Linked DNA regions of Homo sapiens: region 2 is linked to region 1. The links are chromatin loops, found by intact Hi-C in ENCODE. Cell type or tissue: heart right ventricle. All regions are shown on one strand. Each heading gives the region's core, and the rest is flanking DNA. Links, peaks and the distances in the headings are about the cores only. Region 1 overlaps LAMA3 (laminin subunit alpha 3). Region 2 overlaps LAMA3 (laminin subunit alpha 3).

Evidence for each region. Peaks named below come from ENCODE experiments on the same cell type or tissue, not always from the same donor. Only the 100,000 strongest peaks of a DNase experiment are listed, where the experiment ranks them.
Region 2: it touches region 1 in a loop (7-fold over the local background); 2 of 110 quality-filtered maps call a loop at or near these places.

What each region holds. Positions count from the first base shown.
Region 1 is chr18:23,901,000-23,908,999 of GRCh38, reverse strand. LAMA3 (laminin subunit alpha 3) reads right to left here. Exons shown (of 75, transcript NM_198129.4): 48 at 7,677-7,873; 49 at 5,875-5,991; 50 at 4,913-5,067; 51 at 4,306-4,447; 52 at 3,376-3,478; 53 at 1,334-1,450; 54 at 1,065-1,244. Among named protein-coding and RNA genes, the nearest start is that of LINC02958, 78 kb to the left of the region's middle. In heart right ventricle, for the core only: no CTCF peak of the experiment used is centred there; a DNase peak (open chromatin) is centred at 4,851.
Region 2 is chr18:23,948,023-23,959,413 of GRCh38, reverse strand. LAMA3 (laminin subunit alpha 3) reads right to left here. Exons shown (of 75, transcript NM_198129.4): 71 at 9,490-9,649; 72 at 9,255-9,385; 73 at 7,637-7,730; 74 at 6,305-6,424; 75 at 4,348-4,911. The coding sequence ends at 4,766. It overlaps LINC02958 (long intergenic non-protein coding RNA 2958), which reads left to right. Exons shown (of 2, transcript NR_199650.1): 2 at 783-1,660. Among named protein-coding and RNA genes, the nearest start is that of LINC02958, 29 kb to the left of the region's middle. RefSeq lists an enhancer at 7,125-7,985. In heart right ventricle, for the core only: no CTCF peak of the experiment used is centred there; no DNase peak of the experiment used is centred there.

The sequences.
Region 1 (8,000 bases), core at 1-8,000:
CCCATGGTTTCACTTCCCAAGGTTTCAAGTACTTGCTATCAACCATGGTCCAAAAATATTAAAAAAGAAAAATTCCAGAAATAAGCAATTCATAAGTTTTGAATTGGGTGCTGTTTGGAATAGCATGACGAAATCTCATATGGTCCCACCCATGTGAATCTTCCTTTTTTCCAGCATATCCTTGCTGTCTACCCTACCCACCCATTAGTCACTTAGTAGCTGTCTGGGTTATCAGATCGAAAAAACATAGTATATATAGGGTTTGGTACTATCTGTGGGTTCACACACCCAGTAGGGGTCTTGGAACATATCCCCTGAGGATAAGGAGGAACTACTGTACATGGTGAATTGTATTCTGCAATCTAGGTACCAAATCCTTTACTTTGACCACTACAGAAAGAAAAAAAAAAACCTTTGTTTTCTGATTCTTTTTCTTTCTTTCTTTCCTTTTTTTTTTTTTTTTTTTGTTTGAGATGGAGTCTCGCTCTGTCGTCCAGGCTGGAGTGCAGTGGTGCAATTTCAGCTCACTGCAACCTCCACCTCCCAGGATCACGCCATTCTCCTGCCTCAGCCTCCCGAGTAGCTGGGACTACAGGCGCCCATCACCACGCCTGGCTAATTTTTTGTATTTTTAGTAGAGACAGGATTTCACCATGTTAGCCAGGATGGTCTCGATCTCCTGACCTCGTGATCCACCCACCTCGGCCTCCCAAAGTGCTGGGATTACAGGCATGAGCCACAGCGCACAGAAAACACAGCCTGTTTTCTGATTCTTAATATCAATCATAATTCAATGCCTCATGATTTAGAAACATATATCTCCACTTTGTAAAAAAGCAAACCAATAGCATTTTCAATGTATTTTCTAAAAATTAAAAATCCTGTCTGGTCCTTCCAACTAGCAGGATATCTATACGCTTTGAATATATCCTGTATCAGGTGGAGCTGTTTTCTAATGTTTTAGTTTCTGAGATCAGACTTTACCAGGGAAGAATGGAAATGGACCAAAACACATAACAATGGAGAGAATGGCTAAGATGTCCTGGCCAGAGATCGCCTGATACCCGAGTTATCTGCATCAGTCAGAGCCTTTTTGAAGTCTTCGTTCTGTGTCCTCCCATAGGTGTCCTTAATTCTTTCCACATCTGTCTGGATGGGGTTGAGCCCATCCAGAACCTCATCTGTGATGTCGTTGGCCTTTCTGACCATGCTCTTTGCACTACTGATCATAGCATCAATATCACCTAATGCACACACAGATAGGGAGGTATAAGTATCTAAAACGTTCAACAAAAGAAGCCAACCGAGTACAATGGATTAGGAAGATGCTGACCTCTCTGTATCCCATGAAGACCATCTCGGAGAGTTGTGAGATTGGTGTCTATCACTTCTTTCTGAACTGTCACAATATTCAGGGTTTGCTGTAGGTTGTTGAGAGCTGGACTGACTTCTAAAATAAAATAAAGCATCAGGAGGCAATTACTTTGTGCATTTTGATCCTCCATTGGTATTTGTGGCCCCTGAAGTAGCCAGTGTCTGCACAGCATTGAGTAGACTTGCTTCTTAGGGGTCACCTCAGAGATGCCCACTGCATGTGCCCAGACCCACAGCTCTGGGATCCTCCAGTTACAGAGGTCAGCAGCAAATCAGAGCCTTGTGGTAATGCCTTGGAAATACACAGGAAGAAAGAAAGAGGCTGAATAACTTGGGGAAGGCTAAACTTCTTAACTGCTCAGAGTAAGAGACTCTGTTTAGTAAAAGATGCATCTGTCTTATCCACTACCATGTCCTACCACATAATGTAGTGTCTGGCACTAGTTGAGGCGTAATATTAGTATATGTTTGTTGAGTAAATGAATACATGAGTGAATGAATGAATTAATAATGTAGAAAGGATCCTCTTCCATCAGAGGACAAGAAAAGAGTGTTGTTGAAAGAGCCTCATCCAGGCAAATACAGACACAAAGTAGGCACTGTTTGTTTCTGTTAATTTCCAAAATGACACATTTTAAAAATTCTGTGAAAGAAAGGGAGCTAGCAGACATTCCTAGCTGATAATATTGCCATCCTTGGGTCATCAAAAATGACCAGCAAATGCTTTAAGACCATCTTGATGATTCATGGCTTCAATTACGATTCCAGGACTGGTTTACATAGCAACATAGTTAGCATCCTAACCCTGTTTAGCACACTGAGCCTACCTCGAAGCTCAAATTTTGTAGAGAGAAATAGATGTCATACCAGGAAATCCAAATTATTGAAATTTGCAAGGCAAATGATTGTATGTTAGTACTTTTTTGGTATTTTATTTTTCATGTCTTTAATTTTTTAACATGTGAAGGAAAGAGAGAAAGAAAGAAGGAAGGAAAAGAAGGAAGCAGAAAGGAGAGAAATTATTTAATTTACAGAGGCATCATTTAATCCCTCTGAAAGGACTAAGAGGCTGAATGAGGGCCTTGGACTCATGGATGACAACAAGAGCCTGGAGAAACACAAGAAACAGCATTTTTCAAACACAGAAATTTGGTGAGATTGAGAGAGTTTAATTATTTAAAAAAATAAGTAAGTAAAATACATGAAAATTTTCCAGAGATAAAATTTATGCTTAAAAAATTCTCATGCTTCACAGTAGCAGTGATTTTGGGGACTTTTAGTTGCAAAGATTTTAGGACTTAAGAAATTTTAAAGCAGTTATTCTAATGATCCCAAACCAATGATCTTGACATGTGGGGTTGCCAATGCCATGATCACAGGTGGGTTAAATTAAAATAGCCTCCCCACCAAGGCCAGGCCCAAATAGGCCTATCACTCTCAAGATTTATTTATATTTATAAGGCTCTAGTTAATTTTGTACATGATAGGTGGGGAATATTTAGAATATTGGGTGGATACATGAAATTGATAAATAAATCATGAATTTAAAAAGTATTATCTGGGCCCGGCATGGTGGCTCATGCTTGTAATCCCACCATTTTGGGAAGCTGAGACAGGAGGATCCCGTAAGGACAGGAATTTGAGCCCAGCCTGGGAAACATAGCAAGACCTTGCCTCTAAAAAAAATACAAAAATTAGCTGGGCATGGTGGTGCACGCCTGTAATCTCAGCTACTTGGGAGGCTGAAGTGGGAGGATAGCTTAAGCCCAGGAGTTCAAAGCTACAGTGAGCTATGATTGTGCCACTGCACTCCAGCCTGGGCAACGGAGACCCCATCTCTATTAAAAATAATAATAGTAATAAAATAAAATAAATAAAGGGTATCATCTGCATTGACACTGAGATTCAAAAACAACATTTGCTTCTAGGGCTGCCCCACCTGGTCCCAGAGGTCATTTAAAGCTCCTGACTATCCCTGCCATTGCCCACTCCCCCTAATACCTTGCTTTAGCTTCTTTTGTGTCATCTTGGCTTCATTTAACAGTTTATCACTGTTGGAACTCAGGGTTTTAGCTTTTCTTGGCAGATCTTCCTTTATCACTGTCTGAAAGCAAAGCATTTAACAGCCTTAAACAAATGCTATATGTTACGAAATATGGAATAAGATTTCTATCCTAGTCTGAAGCCCTTAATTTTAAGGATGAAGTTCAAAGGGGGAAGGAGTTATAACTAGATTGTTCCCTAAAAGAGTTAGGGCTCCAGGTAGCCCTAACACCTATGTGAATTATGTGGCTTGGGGAGGTGGGCCTATCTCTGGTGGCATACTGACAAATTATGTGACACTTGTTTTAGCTGCTCACTGTCATTCGTACAAAAACCTCTACAATAACAGAGGAGAGAACTTAGTTGTTTTCAGGCTTTCAAGCTTTGGGACAGAAAAGTCTTCACTCATTCAAGAAGGCCTGTCCCCCTGAACTCTGATATTTAATATTTTGTTCTTTATTTTCAGATATAGGAATTATCATATGGTGCATATAAGATCCCACAGGACTCCACAGACACACCGAGATGTAAGACCAAATGACCTGATGAAAATGCTGATCAAGTTGTTTGCAAAAATATCTCTTTTTGGCTAATGATCACAGCATAGAAGCATACCTGGTAAGATATAGGATATAATATTTGTTCAGGTTGAAAATTGACAATCAGTGTAATTTCTATCTGGTTTTACACATAGTTTTAAAACTGTGCTACAGACATGAAATAGTCAAATACAGAAATTACCCATATCTAGGGCAAGTTCTATTCTATACAACAAGTTCTGATTTAAAATAATGCTTTGTTTCTATTCCTTGGAGCCCACGGAAAGAAAATATAAAAATCAGCCATCTCCACAGCGAATGTGGAGAAGCTGCTGGTACAGGTGCCCACCTGGAGGGCAGATTCAGATGCACTGGCAGCCCTGTTGGCTGCGTCCTCGGCCGCTTTGATGGCATTGAGGATGTTCTCGTAGGCGGTGGCGGCATCCACAGCACAGCGCACCAGCTCATCCCCGCTGGCGTTTCTCTTGATCCTGGAAGACAGGGCAGGTTAGCCACTCCCCACAGCCTTCCTCTGCCAGCAGCTGACATCCCCCCAAACCTTTCCATTTCTTCTTTTTATTTTTTCTTTCTTTTTTTTTTTTAAGAAATGGAAAAAAACAAAATAAAATAAAGAGATGGCAGAGTCTCTCTCTGTCTGCCAGGTTTGACTGCAGTGGTGCCATCAACTTGAGCCCAGCCTCTTCGCATTTCATTTGGTAAGTGGATACCTGAGGTGATGGCCTCTGTAGCTGTGCCCAAAGGACGTGGCCAGGAATTAGTGCCCTTATTGCTGCTCTGCTTCTGACTTGGGCCTGGGGCATTGGCCTTGACCCCACCCTCCGCCCTCCACCCAGTTCTGGAGACCCAGCCAACCCAGGGGAGGGCCTTGCTTGTCTCAGGACAAGCTGCTGAGCTCAGCCCACGTGCCCTTCTGGTCTCCTGGGCCATGCACTCACTCTTCCAGCTGCTTTGCCAGCTCTTGTAAGGACCGCGCGTGCTTTTCTGCCTCCTCCACAAGGGATGTTTTGCCAGCAGATCTGGAAAGTTCTCTTACTTTGTCACTTAGTTCTTGTCTTGCTTCATTTAAACTGGCAGCTAATTTTTCATATTCCTATTTTTTCCAAATAAACAAAGACAGTATAAATTCAAGGAAAGAATGTAGGTGCTGATTTCTCAAACTCTATCATAACTGATGTGTTTCTGGGGCAACAATGAGATGTTATATTTTCTAAGCCTATTTACCATACCAGTTAATCCTTGGTCACTTCAGACAGTAGCACTGGTAATATTTCCCCAAGGTTTACCACTATCTTGAACATTCTCATTATGGTGAGAAACCCTTTAGTAACCTTTACAAAAGCACAATGTTATCATCAATATAAAGTTGTAGTAAACCAAAGAACTTTTTTATGATTTAGAAATAGTTATTAAAGAGTTACTGGGTGCAGCACACCAACATGGCACATGTATACATATGTAACTAACCTGCACGTTATGCACATGTACCCTAAAACTTAAAGTATAATAAAAAAAAGAAATAGTTATTATAAAAGACACTTTAAAATCCCCATTGAACTGCTAAAAAATTGTGTCAGTTTTGATCAAGTCTTAAATATCTTCTGTTAATAAATGCTTGTATGCTTGATATTTTAAAAATAGCATTATAATTTTTTTGTTGCTATCACAAAAGTGATTTGCTCATTGCGGACAAATTAGGTAATACATATGAACATAAGAAGACATGTCATTCATACTTCTTTTGCAAGAGAGAACTATTGTTAACATTTCATTATATTCTCTTCCATCTAAGAGACTATACTTTGAATAAACAAAAAAGTAGGTCAGCCCATTTCATTGTTTTCTCACAATATAATTAAAATGTTTTTAGATTTTTCTAGAGAACAACTATTTCCTCTACCTTCTGGCTTTTCTCCATCAGCTGCAGCGCAATGTTGGTTTGCAACAAAGATGAGTCTGCAGTGGTTAGATACTTGGTGAAATCACTCTGCAGGGAATTTATTTCTTTCACTTGTCTCTGGAGAAAATAAAAAAAAATTGCTTGAGCTCTATGATATATTATCAGAAGGCATAGACAAATTTATGGGACAATAGCATATACGTAATTTCAAAGTCAGAATGCTTTCTTGAACCTGAACATTGTCTAGGCAATTACAAAGTGATAGGAAATCAGTTCTTTTTGTAGTGGAGGTACGTCACCATAGTTTCCTTAAATGATATGCCAATGAAACAATTGCTATCACTGCTGAAGAAGGTTTCTACAGTAGGGGTCAACTTGCCCAATGAGATGGGTATATTATCAAAATCTGGTTTGTGAAACAGACCAAAAGATTTTATGTAAATAAACCATCACTAACCATCAGCCAGTACCAATGAGAACACAGCAGGCACTTGACCGAGAGGTCACACGGAACCTGAGAATGCCAGGCTGGAAGGCTGCCAGAGTTCAGAGGCCTATAAAGTTGGGTCTGCTCCCTTACCTTGGCATAATCAGCAACTTCACACAGACATGGTACTATCCAAAGAGGCTTTGGGAGCTAAGCATGGAGTCATCCACTAAGACATCATTTATTTTCATTTGCCAACTTCCTCCTGTGTTGGGGTCTGCCCTGTGTTATTCAATTTTGATTTTACTGTTGTTTTGTAACCCTATAAAACCGCTCATATTTTTGTTGTTTTTAATTTTTTTTTTGAGACAGGTCTCATTCTGTTGCCTAGGCTGAAGTGCAGTGGCTCGATAATGGCTCACTGCAGCCTTGCTCCCAACCCACCAGTGTGTTCAAGCGATCCTTCCACCTCAGCCTCCCGAGTAGCTGAGACTACAGGCTCATGCCACTATGACCAGCTAATTTTTAAAAAAATTTTTGTAGAGACAGGGTCTCACTACATTGCCGAGGCTGGTCTCAAACTCCTGGGCCCAAGCAATCCTCTTGCCTTGGCCTCTCAAAGTGTTAGGATTACAGGCATAAGCCATTGCACCTGGCCTCATTGTTTTAGCATACAATGTTCACTATTTAAAATATGAACTATAAGGCCGGGCATGGTGGCTCACGCCTGTAATCCCATCACTTTGGGAGGCTGAGGCGAGTGGATCACCTGAGGTCAGGAGTTCGAGACCAGCCTAGCCAACATGGTGAAACCCCGTCTCTACTAAAAATACAAAAATTAGCCAGGCGTGGTGGCGCCAAATATATGTATATATGAACTGCAAAATCCAGAGCTCTAAATTCTGTCATTGCAGCTTCTGTAGGTGGCCTGTACTTTTATTTCCTATAAAGCAGATTATGGCTTAAAATGCCTTTGCTGGTGATTATGATAATTATGTTCATTAAAAAGTATACATATTTGACACAAAAAGTAAATTACCAAAAACATAATATATACTTTGAATTAATTATAGCAATATTAATTTCTCATCTATTTGGCAACATTATTCCTCCAACACTCTTTCAGCTGGGGATGCAGGTGAAGCAGTTTGCACTGCTTTGTCTGTGGTTTAAGTTCAGAATCTTTTCTGGTAGCTGAAGACTAGAAACAACTATGGTTTTGCACTTAACGCTTTGTTCCTGTCTGATCTGGGTCTGAGGTGGTATAATGAGATGTACAGACAGGTGCCTGGCTATGCCACTTTATTAATAATAAAGATCCCTGCTTCTCTCATCCTTATTAACGAAAGTGTGCAACTTCAAACTGTGAACTCACCTGAATGGCTCCCAAAGCTCTCTCGTTTTCTTGGTTCAAGCCATTTGCCTGCTTGGCTTGGGCAGCTGCCTCCTGCAGCCGAGCACGAAGGTCACTGAGTTTGGCTTCGTATTCATTTAAAGAATCCCGGATACTGTTAGCAAGCCCATTGTTCTCCCCCTGGTGGGTTTTCTGCCAGGTCCTTATCCGGTTCAGCACTGTAATACATCACCTCATGTTTTCTATTTGACAGATGAGCATACTGAAGCTGGGTTATAAAAACTACAAAGGGAGAATCGAGTTTCTACTCATTTCATGGTTTTCCTTGAACTTTGGAGGGGATGG
Region 2 (11,391 bases), core at 3,392-11,391, 47 kb before region 1:
CCTGGGAGCTGGGCTAGGCAGAAGCTGTCCCAGTAGCAGCTGGTCTTTGGCCCAGGAAGTGCCCCTGATGTCCTAGGATGCATTTCATCCTCTGGCAGAACCCCTCCTCCCCCACTAAGGACACTGCACTTCTGGGGAAAACATGGATGTTTGGGATTTTTTCTCCCTTGACAGCACTGCCGTTGAATACTAGCTATGCTCAACCACCTGTTTTCCAGAATATAACCTTTATGTGTAAGGAAGCATATTTCCTACAGGAATAGTAAATACCTTCCGAGATGTGCCTTTCGAATGGACACCATGCCAAGCTGCAGCTCCGCCACACAGCTCCATGCTAACTGTTTAGAAATGCATGCTCCCTGAGTGTGAAACGATTAAAGTTAGTGGTTAATATGCAAAAGCCTTTTGAGCAAGTGATGATTTAATCAGTAAGTGTGTGCTGCTGTGTGACCTGTGTGCATTCGCAAGACTCAAGTGCTGCAGAAAGTTCCGGCCCTCTGCCCTCTGAAACTCCCAATTCTCATTTTATCAAGGGCTCAATGTAGAGTAAAATAAACCACACATTCAAAATGTATGGAGAAAGAAATCTTCTGGAAATGGAAAGTTACACTTTATATACTGGGGTCATACAAGTCTTTATGAGCGAGGCAGAAAAGACATTTCCAGTCAATAGCATTCACCATCTCAGGCCCCTGTCCCTCTACTTTGGGAGAATTACGTTCCTTGCCCTGAGGATGATTAACAAGGATATCCCCGATTTCATCTCTGCTTTCTATTCCCAGCTACGCAGACATTGTGCTGGAATTTCTATGCTGAAGAATTAAGCTATATTGTTTGGCAAAAGAAGAAACTGAAAACAAGAAATCCATCCCTTTCTACCACTGCTATTATATCATCCACGTTTAAAAAAAAAAAGTTTGTATGTAGTTATATACAACAAGAAGTTTCTGCTTCGGATTTCTCTGTTGGGCAGGGTGGTGGGAGGGATGGGGTCTCGAGTTTTTCCCAAGTGAAATCCTGGTAATCCTGCCTGAGAGAATTCTTATGAAAGTTTCACTCACAATGAAAGCAAACTTCCAAGGTGGAGGAGGGTGAAGCCGGCTGGCTGGACCGATCACTGAGGCCCAGTGCTGCGAAGAGAGTTCAGCACATTATTCCAACCCTTTCTGGGAGCACGGCCCAGGCTTGGCACCGGTTTGGTGTTCTCGAGTGTGATGCATTCTGAAAACCTGGCTGCGTCCGTGGCCCAGCTCCAGTTCTGCAGGGCTCAGCATCAGGCTGCCCCCTCTCCTAAGGTGTTTTGCAGGATCGCCCCTCAGAGCTAAACACCCACCAGCTGACCACCTGTTCCAGGTGATGGGATTTTGGCTCAGATCAGCCTGGATCAGGGTGGACCTCTACAAGCTGGCTTGCATGAATGTAAATGTCTGCTGCCCATCTTGAAGACCATCGGCAAGCTTTGGTGGGTTCATATTCAGTGGCATTAGGGATTAAGGCAAACTTAAAATGATTCTGAGTGTAAACAGATACAGATATAAACTTTTGGGGGAACAATTTGGTAATAGCTAATAACAATCGTTAAAATGTTTATATCCTTTGACCTGATAGTGTTAGTTCTAAGAATTTACCTTAAGAAAATAAATAAATTTATATCCCATGATATCTTCATTTTAGTGTTGCTTGTAATTGCAAAAAGAAAAAAAAAGAAAAGAGAAAAAACCCCATTTACTGAATAATTGGAGGGTGGTTAAATACATTACGGTAAATTCATCTGATAGAATAAAATGCTCTACAGTTAAAGACCTAGGAAACACAATAGACTTTGCAAAACCATATAAAAACAATATATATGGTATCATCATGATTTTTGTAAAAAAATACATGTGAATTAAAAGACTAATGAACATATAACTATATACAAACAGATTTCGGAGTGGTGAGATTCTAGGTGATTTTAATGCCTCTCTGCATATTCCAATTTTTCCATAACGAACACACATACCACTGATATTCAATAAAAAAAGGTTATTTTAAATTTTTTTCTACCCATATGCTGACTGTAAGTCCTCATTCCAAAGGAAGAATAAGACCTTTCGGGGGCTACCACTGACCTGCCCAAGTTGGAATTAGTAAAAAGAGAACTGGGGAACCGGAAGAGAAGAGTTAGAGTGGCTGGCAGACGCTGAGGTGTGAGGGGTTTTCAGTGCAGCAGTTTTGGGGGTTGGGGAGAGTAGAGAAAGGAGCTGAGTTCAAGTTCTCTGTGGGGAAGTGGGACCACATCCTGCCTGGGAGAAGGGAAGGTCAGTGAGTTCTGTCCGGGGCTGCTGTCCTCTGGTACAGGGATATTATGAGCACGGCAAAAACTCAATAACTGTACGTATTAAGGAGTGAGGTCAGCCAGCACCTGGAGGGATGCTGAAGAAGGCAGGCCCGTGCAGACCCACGATTGCTTTACAGTTACTTGGTGCCCCTGAAGTGCCTGCTGCCCAGGGAGATGCACTGTTTCCAGTCCCCAATCCACTGAACGAAGATGGAACAATGGTGGACCCATCGTGAACTGGTCAGTGTTGTCTACCAGAGATCCTGCTGTCCCTCCCGAGACTCTCCTCACAAGGTCGGCCCAATTTGTGTGTGCCTATGAGCCAGGAAGAGCATACCAGTGACAATATTTGTATAGCATTTGATAGTTCACAAACAATTCTCATGAAAGTTCAGTCAAGGAGCTCTAGACATTCTTTTCAGGAAACACATATTTACAATCTGCAAATAGCCACACTGAGGGTGTTCTTTTTCCTCAGCTGTAATTTCATCTGTGACTCTCTCTGCTGCTTTCTGGTGGCTGGAACTGTATTCAGCAAGGGCAGATAGGTGGCTGTTCTTCAAGCTTTTACGAAATGGGGGAAAACCATCGGTATTAGTCAGTGAGGAATAAACTAGCCCTTTCTTTTTGTTTTTCTTTTGCTTTTTTAGACACAGGCTGGAGTACAGTGGGGTGATCCTAGTTCACTGCAGCCTCAACCTCCTGGGCTCAAGTGATCCTCCCACCTCGACCTCCAGAGTATCTGGGACTACAGGCATGTGCCACCAAGCCCAGCTAATTTTTTTTTATTGTTTTGTAGAGACAGGGTCTTGCTATGTTGCCCAGGCTGGTCTCAAACTCCTGGCCTCAAGCAATTCTCCTGCCTTGGCCTCCCAAAGTGCTGGGATTACAGGTGTGAGCCACCACACCTGGTCATTACCCCTTTCTAATGAATCTAGGAAGTGCTAACAAATAATCGGCACCAGTGAATAACTCCTTAGATTCAGTGAGGTTAACACTGGGGACCCAGAAGAGAGAACCACCGGCTTAGTGTAGACCTGCCAAAGGCAGGTGTTAAAATGGATGATCCTCTTGCAGACTCAGTTCCTGGCTGGTCATCACCTGGTGAATTTTTCATTTTAAAATCAATATTTCAAGAAAGCACATAGCTTAGAGTCATGTAGTTTAACCTCCAACCCAACATGGCATCCCTAAGGACCACCACCCAGCCTCTGTTGAATACTCCTATGATGGGGACCTCGCTACCTCTCCAGGAGAACATTCAATTTCTGTATAGATGTGGTTAGAAAGCATGTCCACAAGACTGCAGTGTGGAAGTCAGAAGAGAACATTGGGTTGAAGGGGATGTGACTCAGTTTCAAAGGTGCAGGGTGTGTAGCTATAAGGGTACCACATAGGATTACTATATCCAATTTTTTAGAATTATTTGTTATTTTTCTTCTGATGAACAAATACTATGTAGAGGATATGGAAATGCTTGTGTAGCCTTCTCTGTTAGGGAAAGTGGTGCTGGGTAATAATATTGGTTCAGTACATCATTCATTATTTTGTAGATAAAACTAGAAGTGAGTCCTCCATCCCACTGACTTTGGTTAGCTTGCCATATGAAGCTTCAGTGATGGTGCGTTACATCCATCTCAGCTTCCCTACCAGGTAGTTTGTGCCCTCAAGGAATTGATCATCATAATCTAGACTTGGTTGGTAGCAGGCTGGGGAAGGCTAGGATTGGGAAACCAATGGGCTTCATTAATTAATGGGTTCATTAGTTCAGTTTGTTTGTAAGTTACTATTTTATGAATATTATATGTCTCCCCAATTGGACTGCATATTCCTTAAGGGCAGGAATTTATTTCTTATCCCTCACTGTAGTTGCAATAGTGAACACACACAAAACCCTCATCAGTATATGCTCAGTGATTATCTGTAGAAGACTATGTTGTAGGTAACACATTGAACTGGTGCTGAAGAATTAATCCAATTAACAATGACCATCAAGCCACTTCTTTTATGCTAATAAAACATCATAATTTAAGGACTACACTGCATTTTTTAATTCCATAAATTATAATCCTTTAACATATATGAAAGTTTCATATTCTTAAAGTGCTTTAAAATATATTTAATTTTTTTAACAAGTGGAAAAGAATGTTTCTTAAAAGACATTTAATTTTTTAGTGGAAATTAATATTACCAAAAACATTCTGTGCATAACAATTTGAATAACAATTTTTTTATCTTCAAGAAATGGGATTTTTATATAAAATACACATGTAGCACTGAATGCCAAAGTGATGGGTATCCATGGTCAGAATTCAAAATTAGATTCGCTATTAAACCTGTCTGGTTTGTGTCCTGAGTGAAGAATGATCTCGAGCTGGGGAGGGAGGTGCATTGGGTAATCAGTGCTTTTGAAGGTGAATTTCCTTGCTGTGAAATAGGCTTGGGTTACTGGTCAGGACAACCATTCAGACTGACAGGCCCCTGGACTTCCAAGGCTTCAGTGACAGGGACAGGGATGTGATTGACATGAATATTCCTCAGACAGCCAAAGAATGATTTCCACACAGGGATCCTCAGTGTCGTCAAATTGGCTGAAAGAGAAAGTGGAGAGGCATTCAGTAAATAATTCATACTGTCCAGGGACTGTTCCCTGGATTTTAAAAGATAGTATTTTTTTTTTTTTTTTTTTTTTAGACAGGGTCCTGCTCTGTTACCCAGGCTGAAGTACAGTAGTGTGATCACAGCTCTCTGTAAACCTGGGATTCCTGGGCTCACACAATCCTCACACCTCAGTCTGCCAAGTAGCCAGGACTAGAGGTGTGGGCCACCACCCTGGGCTAATTTTTAATGTTTTTGTAGAGATGGGGTCTCACTATGTTGCCCAGGCTGGTCTTGAACTCCTGGCCTCAAGTGATCCTCCCGCCTCAGCCTCCCAAAGCTCTGGGATTACAGGTGTGAGCCACCATGCCAGGCAAAAGATAGTCTTAGTGGAGAAAGCTAAAGTGACTTCACATCTCAGCCCACTCAGCCCTCTCCACTTCAGGCAGGCGTCTGACACTCCACCTGCTGTGATAAATCAGCAACAAGGCTACTGTTCAAGTTCTTCAGAGGAGAATCCACTGCCCAAATCAATAGCTCTAAACTGGTACTTTTTATGGGTAATGAAAGACCTATACAATTAACAACCGGATTACAGTGTATTTGGAGGGACAGAAAACAATGAAGAATGAAAAGGCTCTTCCCAGACAACATTCCAGTCTTGAACTTGACTCCATTTCAGCCTACCTGATTCTCCCAGTCCGGTCCCCAAAAGCTTAATAACTCACTAGTAAAACTAAATACCTGAAGAGGACAGAGACCAGTTTTTCAGACCCTTTTCCTGACTCTTTACTGGTATCAGGCTTCTAGGTTAATGCAACCTCTTAAGAAAGGATTATAAATTATAGGCTTGGGGCCAGGTGCAGTGGCTCACACCTGTAATCCCAGCACTTTGAAAGGCTGAGGCGGGTGGATCACCTGAGGTCAGGAGTTTGTGACCAGCCTGGCCAACATAGCAAAACCCTGCCTCTACTAAAAACACAAAAATTATCCAGGCGTGGTGGCATGTGCCTGTAGTCCCAGCTACTTGGGAGGCTGAGGCAGGAGAATAGCTTGAACTTGGGAGGCAGAGGTTGTGGTGAGCTGAGATCACATCACTGCTCTCCAGCCTGGGCAACAGAGTGAGACTCCATCTCAAAAAAAAACAAAAAAAAAAACAAAAAAAAAAAACAAAATTACAGGCTTGGGGCAAGGGGCAACAGCAGTAATGGGGCCTGGGCTGACCTGACAAGTGCTCCTTTCCAGCAACTGCCTTTCCCCACATGCCAGTGCAAAGGGCCTCACCATCTCCACTGTCCAGCCAAGAGCTGCCCTGCCACTAATTAAGAAGTGAATGTTCAGAGCTGACACAGGGCAACACATTATAGAAGTCAGGACAAGAGTTACCTGGAGCACCTCCAAGGTGTAGTGGCTCTTGAGTGCTGGCAGGTGGGAAGGGGATCTGTCCAGCTGTGTAGCTACTGTCTGTGTCCAGTTCCAGGTGCAGGATGTGTTGTTTTATGGTGACTGGGGAAAGGAGGCTGGTTAGGTCTATCATCGGAGGTGAGCCCTGCTTAATGTCTACACCATTGACTTTGTTTTAACTCCTTCATACTAGACCTGTGGGAGTGCTGTTTGCAGAAATTTGGTCAGCTTAGATATAAATTCAATTAACTTCCTCTAAACACCAGGTAGTGCTTCCACGTACATGAATGAATTTTACCCTTAAAATGAATCTGTGAAGAAGAAATTATCATTCCCCATTTCCCAGATAAGAGAATGTGTCTCACTGAGGAGCCTGACAAGATGGCTTGGTTACCAAGAGTTGGGATTTAAGCTCTGGTCTCCTGTGTCCAGAGGCCATGCTGATTTCATGTGATCTCAGCTACTTTCTATGAAGACACTGACTTCTGAAAGCTGATGCCAAAGACAGCTCTTTTGACTCTCGACACAAAATTCCTCTCATGTTAATGATCTCAGCTAATTGCAATGTAGTTATCTTTTAAATTAGCCAAGAAAAGGCCACTTTTTTACAAAAGGTATTTTAGCCAATATGGGTTCATAGATCTCTAATATCCACAAATAATTAATAAAATAACAGATTCTTTTTGAGAGGAAATGCTTGCTCTCTACTCATCGGGTTGTCTAAATAGTTAGCATTAATATTAAATGGTTGTTGAAAAAAATAACACAACAATGAGCCTTAACAAAAAACAGATACTTACTGAACACTGACTACATATCAGACACTGGGCTAATAACCTTTCACACATTGTCCCATTTAATTTCCACAACCTTAAGAGCCATACCCTATTTTTATTTCCATTTTACAGAAGAGGAAACCGAAGGTAAAGAACAATTAAGCAACTTGTCCAAGGTCACACAGGGAAAGGGATGGAACTAAGATTTGACCTCTGTTCTAACTTCAGAGCCAAAATCTAAATCACAACGTTATACTATCTTGAAAACTAGCCTAGCTTATTAGTGTGCTGGGCTCCAAAAACAAACAAACAACAACAACAGCAACAATAAAATATTTGATAAGTTCTGGAGAACTGGAGGTGGCAACCATGAGTGACGGAAGCATGGCTGGGGTTGTGAATGGACACGTTAGCCTCGGGGGCTGGCCCTGGTCAGGCACTGTGGATGGAGGGGCTGAGGCTGCCTTTGGGATGTTCAAGTCAAAATGGAAAGGGGGCCTGTTTTAGTGCATGAACAATCAGCTACTGGACAACATACCTGCCACCGAGTGCCACTGTCCATCACACAGAGACTGCTTTGGTGTGACCGACGTTGAGGTCCCACCTGCCCCACTGTCCATAGAGGCCGTGACCTGGAACACACATGCATTTTCCTATTTCCTTCAGGAAGGCAGGTGGAGCCGACCTTCCCCTGCCATCTTCCCTCCCCAAACCGGGCCAACTGACAGCTTAAGGGCACATTAGATATTGGCCCTCCTCCGCTTTTGAAGCATTTGACCACATGGGGTCCAATGCTTCCAGAGATCTCTCTGCTGCATCCCTTCCAGGCAACTATAAACCAGGGTGGACCCTGGCCTGAAGTCGTTGCCAATGGCAATGAGTTGTTCCCTTCTAATCCAAACCCCGCCCCCATCAGCTCAACTCAAAGGTTACTGATTGGAATCCTCCTTAGCAATTAATGCGTGACAGTGGCTCTGTATGGAAGGATATGTGAGATGTGGAAGGCAAAGCTACTGGTGGAGGCCTACAGCCTGCTGCAAGGGCCAGCCAACTGTAATAGTTCCATGCATGGCAAGACTTTAAACAAGCAAAATGATTGAGTTTGCTCTGGGCACGCATCGGGAGCCAGGCACGCAGTCTGTTTTGTGCAGAATCCCACATTCCTGCTTTCTAAATCAGGGTCTCCTCCAGGATCTTCCAAGAGTTGAATCAAGGGGAATGAAATGAGAGGACTAAAATAAGTGTGTTTATAAATAATTTACATTTAATTTGCATGTAGCTAGATGGGACAGCCTATTCACAGGCAATTTTTGAGCTAAACAATGTCACTGCTATTATGAAGGTCATCGGGTCTTGATTTGTTTTCCTGAGAATAATTCCCTCCCAGAGACTCTCAGTAGAGACTCTCTCCAGCTCCTCCTCTGAAAAACCAGAATTGTCTCAACCACCTTGCAAGTGGATAGTTACTTGCTTTTCTGGGCTACCAGAGACCTACTCAGACTTAATTAAAGACTACAATAGAAAGTATTCTAGGAATTTTGGGCATTTTATTTTCTTCTGGGATTCTTTTCCCCTCACATTTAGTAAACTGTGGAAGGACGGAGATGAAAGAAAATGGCATATTATATCAATCTTTCACTCGAGGCCTCAACTAAGGGTCTTCCTAGAAGAATCTGGTTTTAAAGAGACATCTTTGAGAAGGAAAGAGATATAACTGGGTGGTGGAAAATAAGATGTTGACTCAGGCCTGTGAGTGATGGAAAAATGAGGCTGCAGAGATGAAGAAAGAATCTGTAAGAATTGAGTATATGGCGATTTCTATAATCTTGACAAAAGCCTTAAGTTATAAGAGTTATTATCTACATTTTACAGATAAGTCTGAAAGAGCTTGAGTAACATCCTTAGGACCATATAACCAAGTGCTGGACCTGCAATTCAGCCCGACTTGTTTGAGTTTTCCCAGTTTTAAAAATTAAGAACAGAAAACATGATGATAAAATTACTTGCTAAAGGAAAATGGTAAGTTAGCACTGAAGTCAAGGCTCTTAAATACAAGATTGGATCCCATTCTCTACTACAAACCTGACCCGCTGTGGCCTCCAGACATTGAAGCTGGTTTCTACAGACCCTCCCCATGGCATCAGACTGCTACACACCTTTCCTGCCTCCAGGTAAACACATAAGTGCTTCCCGGGCTGACTTCCGATGTGTATTAGGATCCCAGTGAGACTTCTTGGGCGGATGCTGAAAACAAGCTTAAATTCTGGCCCCAACAATACAGAGTGAGCTTTCAAAAGAGAAACAAAGCAAAAGTTAAAGCATCACCATGAAAGAAAACAGGATACAGTTCTTAAGATGCAAAGACTTAAATTCTATAGAACTGCTCCTTACCCAAGACGACATGACCTCCTTCTTCAGAGAAATAAATGCCTTTCTCCAAAGGACCACCCAAGCAGGAAGACACCCCGAAGCTTGAAGAAGGGGTATACAAGGGTTTTGAATCCAGCTGAAAGTTCTTCAGGCATCCCACAAAGCTGTTTGTGGGGAGGCTCTGCAACCAAGCAGAAAAGAAAAAGCTCATTACCTACACCTCCAAGAAAGGCATGGGTAGCCAAGGCGAAGGGCACTGCAGCTTGTCAGCAAAAGGGGGAAGGTAGGTAGGGATTCATTCTTCCCGCTTCCAAGTCAGGTTCTTCAAACTCAGGTTCTAATAGCTGTTCTATTTGGCTCTCTGCCCAGAGTGCCAAGAAAAACCTGTATACCAGATGTTGGGTGGGTGGTCGAAGATTGCAGGTGCCACCAAAAAAAGTGGTGTGTGCAGGAGGGCGGGCTAGTGCAGGTTGCTAGCTTGTGCTAGAATAAGAACAGGGAAGGTTGACCTGACCCTGGTCCTCACAGATGGAGCAGCAACAAGGGAAATTTCCACCTTACAGTTCACAGATTTCACCGTCTCTTTGCAGATACAAACCACTTCTTAGAGTTCCACGAGGCAGTGTGTTAGCTTACTGCAGGGCAGCTGACAAAAATAAAGAGGCCAAAATGTTCCCAAAATAATAAAATGCAAAAAAATCTGCCTACATTGTTGGGCTCAGTGCACCACCACCAAGTCACGAATGCTGCAGAGTTAAAATAAGACACAGTGTGCATTGACAGTGGGCTTGCGTGGAGCCCCATGCCTGCCTAGAGCCGGCTGGAACAGGGGACTCCTCTCCTGGGGCCCAGGAACAGGCTTGTGGGGTTCTGTGCTCTCCTATATTATACACCAGGTGTGTTCTGCGTGTGCATTTTCCTGGGGAGGACTGTAAATTTCATAAAATTCTCAAGAAAGTTTGAGATTCACCGAATAAAACTCTTGAACTCCCTTCTAGAATGAATGCCTTTAGGACTCTGGAATCCTACAAGTCAGACATGGTAATAAAGATATGGTAACTTTAAAAGAAAATGGTGGCCAGGCACAGTGGCTCACACCTGTAATCCCAGCACTTTGGGAGGCTGAGGCTGCTGGATCACCTGAGGTCAGGAGTTTGAGGCCAGCCTGGCCAACATGGTGAAACCCCGTCTCTACTAAAAATACAAAAATTAGCCAGGTGTGGTGGCAGGTGCCTGTAGTCCCAGCTATGCAGGAGACTGAGGCAGGAGAATCGTTTGAACTCAGGAGGCGGAGGTTGCAGTGAGCCGAGATCGTACTACTGCACTCCAGCCTGGGTGACAGAGCAAGACTCCAACTCAAAAAAAAAAAAAGAAAGAAAGAGAAAATGTTGATGTGATAAATGCACATGGTGCCAGCATCAACAGTAAACTACTGATTGGATTCCCTATGAAACTTTTAGTTTCTTAAGATTTGTCATGCTACACAATGAAAAAGCTGTGTCCTAAAGCTAGGACTCCCCAGGATGGGCCAGAACCCAGCATTGATCCCTAAGGGCTGACTGCAGTGCCGGTGTTCAGAGGCAGACACTGATCGGATGTGGCCTGCTCCTGAAAAGGATATGTGGGAGGGCCCATGAGATGGTTTATACCCTCAGGTTGAAAGAAGGCTGCAAAAAGAAACTTGGTCTGTAAAGAGTATTGTAAATGGGGTGCTACTATTTGGCCCAGATGTTAGATGCTGGGTGTGATTAAGGTGGTTTGAAGAGAATTTATCCAAAGCCAAAGAATACCCAAATCCTGCCCCATCCTGTGATTTCTCTGAGTTGAAAATAGGGGCCGGGCACGGTGGCTCACGCCTGTAATCCCAGCACTTTGGGAGGCCGAGGAGGGCAGATCACGAGGTCAGGAGATCGAGACCATTCT